Regions from separate parts of the Homo sapiens genome. Here region 2 is linked to region 1. The links are chromatin contacts, found by Hi-C or POLR2A ChIA-PET in ENCODE. All regions are on one chromosome and are shown on one strand. Each heading gives the region's core, a stretch centred on a gene start or an enhancer-like site at or near the end of the contact. The rest is flanking DNA. Distances are from core to core; before and after follow the strand shown. Region 1 overlaps IMMP2L (inner mitochondrial membrane peptidase subunit 2). Region 2 overlaps IMMP2L (inner mitochondrial membrane peptidase subunit 2).

Evidence for each region. A loop is a pair of places that touch in the nucleus more often than their neighbours do. ChIA-PET counts read pairs that join two places held with the same protein, here RNA polymerase II (POLR2A). Pooled maps may share reads with other maps.
Region 2: a pooled map shows a loop between it and region 1 (8-fold over the local background). The contact joins two enhancer-like sites. A Hi-C loop is called at or near these places in 1 of 37 single-sample maps with no recorded cell type and 7 of 50 pooled maps. POLR2A ChIA-PET finds 5 or more read pairs at or near these places in 1 of 52 experiments (activated T-cell).

What each region holds. Positions count from the first base shown.
Region 1 is chr7:111,136,934-111,139,947 of GRCh38, forward strand. The region is part of intron 3 of IMMP2L (inner mitochondrial membrane peptidase subunit 2); the gene reads right to left. Among named protein-coding and RNA genes, the nearest start is that of LRRN3, 47 kb to the left of the region's middle. Within about 2 kb of position 1,443, at least 19 of the 41 ENCODE cell types and tissues checked have a DNase peak (open chromatin) inside an H3K27ac peak, as active enhancers do.
Region 2 is chr7:111,526,261-111,529,274 of GRCh38, forward strand. All of the region lies in intron 1 of IMMP2L (inner mitochondrial membrane peptidase subunit 2), which reads right to left. Among named protein-coding and RNA genes, the nearest start is that of IMMP2L, 35 kb to the right of the region's middle. RefSeq lists enhancers at 951-1,020, 1,341-1,390. Within about 2 kb of position 1,436, at least 2 of the 41 ENCODE cell types and tissues checked have a DNase peak (open chromatin) inside an H3K27ac peak, as active enhancers do.

The DNA of each region.
Region 1 (3,014 bases), core at 193-2,692:
GTGACAGGGATTTGTTCTCCATGTTAAACAAATTGAAAGGTTGAAAGGTGGTTAGCTTGCTGTTGAAAGGTGGTTAGCTTGCTGTTATTATCATAACAGCACAGAATTAAGAATCTCACTACAAACAAACAGAAATGCATAAATCTAGAGGCTAACGATATATAGTCTTCGTCATGTTGAAATGCTGCAAAAATATGGTGGGTTAGTTCACTTTCTAGTGGCAATAAGGTTTGGTGGAAATGTGGTAAATTTCCTCCACCTCAGCTATTTGATAGCATTTATAGTGGTATAACAGAAATAAAGTACGCTTTATTTACGAGAAGACTCATTCTATATTCAATTTATAATAATAAGCATGCTGGAAGAGCCATCTGGATACCTTATAAAAATGGTATTTTCCATTGGAAGTAAAGAATTTTAATCAGTGTTAGTTGGTAATTATTCATTTCACCATTTCCTAATCATGTCAAAAAAAATACGTTAAGCCAGAATTCACAATTTTTCCATTATGCAAAAACACCACCATATTGTTTTATCTACTTAGTAAGATCATTTTTTTCTATTTCATACACTCAGACCACATTGCTCAAAATAAGAAAAGGCAAATATAATAATCAAGCTTGATAAGCCAAGAAGCAGAGCAAAGATAGGAAAAAAATAATTTGATTTGAGGAATAAAAATATTAAATTACTACTTCAATGCTCTGAATGATAAAAGCACAGTCAGAAGCAGTCCATTTCTAAAAACTAAGTGGTATTTCAACAGCTCTAACAAAGGAGAACAGAAACTAGTCTTGGATTTTTATGAGAACTTTAATATGAATGATTTAAGAAATTATACTTTAAAAATCTCATTCAGTTAAAGTACAGATGTATATGCTACAACTTTTGGTTTTGGTTTTTTGTTTTTAGACAGGGTCTCACTCTGTTTCCCAGCCTGGAGTACAGTGACATGATCTCAGCTCCCTGCAACCTCTGCTTCCCAGGCTCAAGTGATCCTCCAGCCTCAGCTTCCTGAGGAGCTGGGATTACTGGCATGAGCCACCACACCCAGCTAATTTTTGTGGGGTTTTTTTTGTACAAATGGGGTTTCCCCATGTTGCGCAGGCTGGTCTCGAGCTCCTGAGCTCAAAGCTATCTGCTCCCCTAGGCCTCCCAAAAGGCTGGGATTACAGGCCTGAGCCACCGTGACCAGCCTTGTGCTACACCTTTGTATAAACCTACTTTAAAATACAAAAAGGTACTCCATTCATTCTTTTCAAAAGATTTAGTGAATGTGAATAATGTCATATTGCCTAGAGTAATCTTGATGTTTTTGTTCCACTGGAAAAAAACAAGGTCCCTTTAGCTAAAGCTTTTCTTCTGCTATTGTCACTTCAGCACTAGCAAAACTAGGGTGACAGCTCATAAAGAAAATAACCAAAAGCTCTCACTTTGTCCAATGACGTGGCAGCCCTCCAGCACTGGCATTTCCTGCCCCAAATTAACTCCAGGGGCCATAAGATCAAAGTAAGAAGGAAGTAGCTTGTCTTTCTCTTTAGTTGTGGTAGCTACTTTGTATTACATAGGCAATATAATTCATTGTTTCTTATATAACCGCTTATGCTATTTTACATTGTACTAGGCATCTGCAAACAAACAAATGTTATTTCTTGTTCCAAGTTAGGTAAAACTTGTAAATAAAACCCTGCAAAATGGCTCACAATAAATCAAAATAGTCCTACAAGAAAACAGAAAGCTAGAAAAAGATTAGAGATAAGGTCCTGCCAATAGATAATTCTATTTTAAAAGAAAAAAAATCAGCTGAAGTCCTATTTGGTTCTCATGAACCTGAAAAGATAGTTAGTTGTTTTGCCAGAAAAAGAGTCCCAGACATTATTTGGTCACTTGCCTGGAATAGCTTGGCATTTCTGCACCCTCAAGTAATAAAACTTACTTGTAAAACCCTTTAAGGCAACAGAGATTGCCTGTATTTATTTTCTAGGAAGGGAAAATATTGAAAATTATGATGTATTCAAAGACCACAACTATAGGAGAAAATGCCATACTGCTAAATGTTTTTCAGTTGACATGATCTTTTAAATCATCTCTATTGATCCCTTTATTTAAGATTCGATTTGGCTATTGTGAGAATAATGAACAAATAAATGAATGTGATATCCATTTGATATCTAGTATTTCACCAAAAAAAAGGAATAAGCCTGGATTTTTTTATCTTTGCCCTATTTACATTGTACAATGAGGAAGAAATTTTGGAACGGAGCTAACAAAAGATCTAAATTAAGACACCATTTTAAAGCTCTGGGAATTACAGTGGCACTATTACCCAGAAGCAAAAATCCTAAATGATTCTATGAACAGGTAACAAACTACAAAAAACAGGTAACAAGGGCCAGAGACTGGACTAGGTTGGTATTTCTTTTTGTTCAACAAGTATTTACTGCCAGAGACTGGACTAGATTGGTATTTCTTTTTGTTCAACAAGTATTTACTAAGAAACTAAAATGTTAGAAGCTTCAGGGGATACAAAGATAGGCAACTTCCCTGAAATAATTGAGAATTATCTATGGTGGGAAAAACTATGAGAAAGGAAAGAGATTTTTTAAAAATGCTATAGCAATTAAGCAGCTTCCAGATATATTTTGGGAAAATTACAGATAGTAGTAATTAGCCTAACCCTGATATGCAAGTTAATCATCTCTCCCATCTAGAAAGTTGTTCTTTTTGTAACAGAAGACACATAAAATAGTGTCTATTCACTTTATAAAAATAGCAATAAACCTCAAATTCCTCAAGTAGAAACAAAATACATTTTCCTCTAAATAAAAAAAACTATTTTGAGCTAGGAAAAGAGAATACCTATTAAAATGTATTTTGCTTGCTGGAAATCTGGTTCAACTCACAATTTCCCAGCAAAAGGAAAAACTAGGATAATTCTTTCTCTGACAAGATTGCCTGTGCTGTTGGCAACACTCTTCAAAAACTGAAACTCTAATTTTTAATTCTACAGTTAC
Region 2 (3,014 bases), core at 186-2,685, 390 kb after region 1:
ATTTCAACATACATTTATATGTGCACATAAAAGTATTTAAAATTGAATATTTATATTGTTTTAATTGTTTAATAACCACTCATATGTTACTTGTGTAATTATTAAAGTATACCAAAAGAGGGAAGAAAGCAGCATCAAAATGCTAGCAGTGGTTAATTCTATATGCTAGGAATGGAGACGATTACTATTTTCTTCTTTGAATTTTTGCTGGTTTCTAAAACAGAAAGATGGTATCTGCCCTAGGAAGTCACTATGATATACAGATAATACGGGGTAACACTAGTGTTAATTTCTATCCCATCACAATGAACAAACCACACTCTCACCCCAATCTCTGCTGCTCTAAGTAGTACAAATAACACTGAGCAAGATTCTTTCCTGTTTATGCAGCAATCAATATATTTAACTGACTATAATGTTGTTTATGTAGCCAGTGCAGGCTATCTATATTTCTGGAAACTTCTGGAAAGTTCTGTCAAATATTCGCTACTTTTATTTTAAGAGGCACAGAATGGAAACATGTCTTCTCTTTGCTGTTCATCATGCCCTGCATGCATGGACCTTCACAAAACAGCTGAGGATACCTGCAGGACAGAAACGGAATGCTTCCAAATATGATGCCACAGCTATCTTAGTTATAAGGTAGTATGCATGATTAAAATGTAAATTAAGGGGGAAACATTAATAAAAGTTGCATTAAATTCACATTTCCTGAATTGTGAGCCTCCTCTTCTTTTCCAGTAATGCTCTCCTACATTACTTCTACTCCATGTAGTCACTGGTCCCCAAAAAGGAGCATGGTAATGAGACTCAGGAGACCTGAGGTAGATATCTGTCTCTGTCTATAACCAGTTCCATGACTTTGAACAAGTCACTTCTGGCCTGTTTCCTCATGTGTGACAAGAAGGGGCTTATTTGGGAGGCCAAGCAAGAGGGTCACTTCAGGTCAGGAGTTCGAGGCCAGCCTGAGCAACACAGCAAGACTTCCATCTCTAAAAATTTAAAAATTAGCAAGGCATGGTAGCATACACCTGTAGTCCTATCTACTTGGGAGGCTGAGGTGGAAGGACTGCTTGAGCTAAGGAGTTTGAGACTGCAGTGAGCTATGACTGTGCCACCACACTACAGCCTAGGTGACCAAACAAGACCCTGTCTCCAAAAAGGGGGGGGGGGTAGATTTAATATCTAAGGTTCTTTCTAAGCCAGAATTCTTTATTTCTATAACTTTTTATTGTCTTTTAACTGTTTCTTAAGAACTTTGGCAGATACTAAAACAAACACTGAGATCACTATTGACTAAGAAAAAGTGAGTTGCCTTTATGGTTTGAGACTTTTTTAAGTATTGAAAATAAAAGAGAATTAACTTTTTTTAAACAACTGGTTAAAAGACCCAACAGTGAGGGAGCTGAAACCAGTGCCAATGATGTAAAAGAACATTTTAAATATAGATAAAGACCTGAACACCGTTGCTCTTTCACTTCTCATTTCCACAACCTGACTGCTGACCAGAGCATTGCTACCATCGCCTGCACAACAAAGTCAGGGCAAGTGTTTTTCTGAGAGATTATAAAGGAGCATGTGGGAGATGTCTCAATCTGATATGTGCTGATCCTGCTCCAAGCCAAGGAAGCAAGAGCAATAAAAGCTACCCTGGAAACAAGGTACAAGTGGTTGCTATTTTCAGAGGCTCAAAAGAAAACGCTCAATTCAGTCCTGTTTTATCTGAATTGTGAGGGGCACCTATATTTCATAATAATAAAACACTGTTAAAAGCTTCTATCATGTAAATACTAAAGAAGCCATTCATACATGAAGAAATGAACACAACATTTCTATGTTGTCATATCCAATAATTTTCTTAAAGTTTTATGGCATTCACATATTGGCAAAGTTAATGCACCTCCTTGTCTATGTAAATTGCCAAAGAATCATTCAGATGATCCGGTCTTTTGTTCACACCTTAAATGTTTAAAACCACCACAGTAATAAGTACCTAGCCCCGACTTCCTCTGGGAAAATTTCATCTAAGCAATAACAATCAGGTACTAAAATCACCCCCAGCAAAAAGGGAATAATTTTTATCAGTTACCTCATTCTTCTTGTAACTATGGAAGTCACTGAGGTTCAAAACACTGCTCCTGAGAAAATTATTGCTTAAAATTGTAAGTACACCCAGTTCATTGTTGAAGTGCTTAAACTGAGAATATTTTTTAAATAAGCTTTCAGAATCAAGTGAAACCATATTTGCCACCTGGCATACAGCACTTACAAGTGAGAGTTTCTTGGTGATGCTGACCTCAACCACATAACAACCCACACTGTAAATTTCTCTCCTTCCCGTAACAACTTGTGGCTTGATCATGCATTAATTCATCTAAAATTGTTCTTAAGCCTGCTTATATTTTAGCTTGTACAAAGTCACCAATCACTCATCCATGGCAACCAGGTGGATAAATCCACCACAAGTCATCCTAATTATAAAAACTATTTAAAAGTTGTGTGGGAGGTTTGAAGGTAAGAGGAAAATAATAAGTTATAAAGCAGTATCTTATGTAAAATGTAACCTTTCAATCATCATAAGCCTACACAAAATCAAGATTTTATTTATAAAGAGGAAACCATCAAACTATGAATATCAGAGAACACAAGAGTAGGGATCCAAGCAAATCTGACACACAATTCCTGAATCAGTCAGTATATGTGTACCTACCATGCACCATGGAATTGTGCTAAGAGATAAATATGTGTTATAGAACAAGGTCAGCATGGTCCTTTCTCCACGTAGAGTTTGCATTTTCATTCTTTCAACATTAAGTGCCTACTTTGTGCTAGACACTATGTTAAGACACCAGATTGACCAAGCCATACTTCCTCCCCAGAGGGACCTGTGACAAGGTCACAAGAAACAAGTATATGACCATAAATAATCCAGCTATCATCCTCCACGGATCTTTCTAGCAGCCCCTGGTACCAATAACCTGGCTCGGCAAACAGAGCCTAAGCATGTGAAAAAT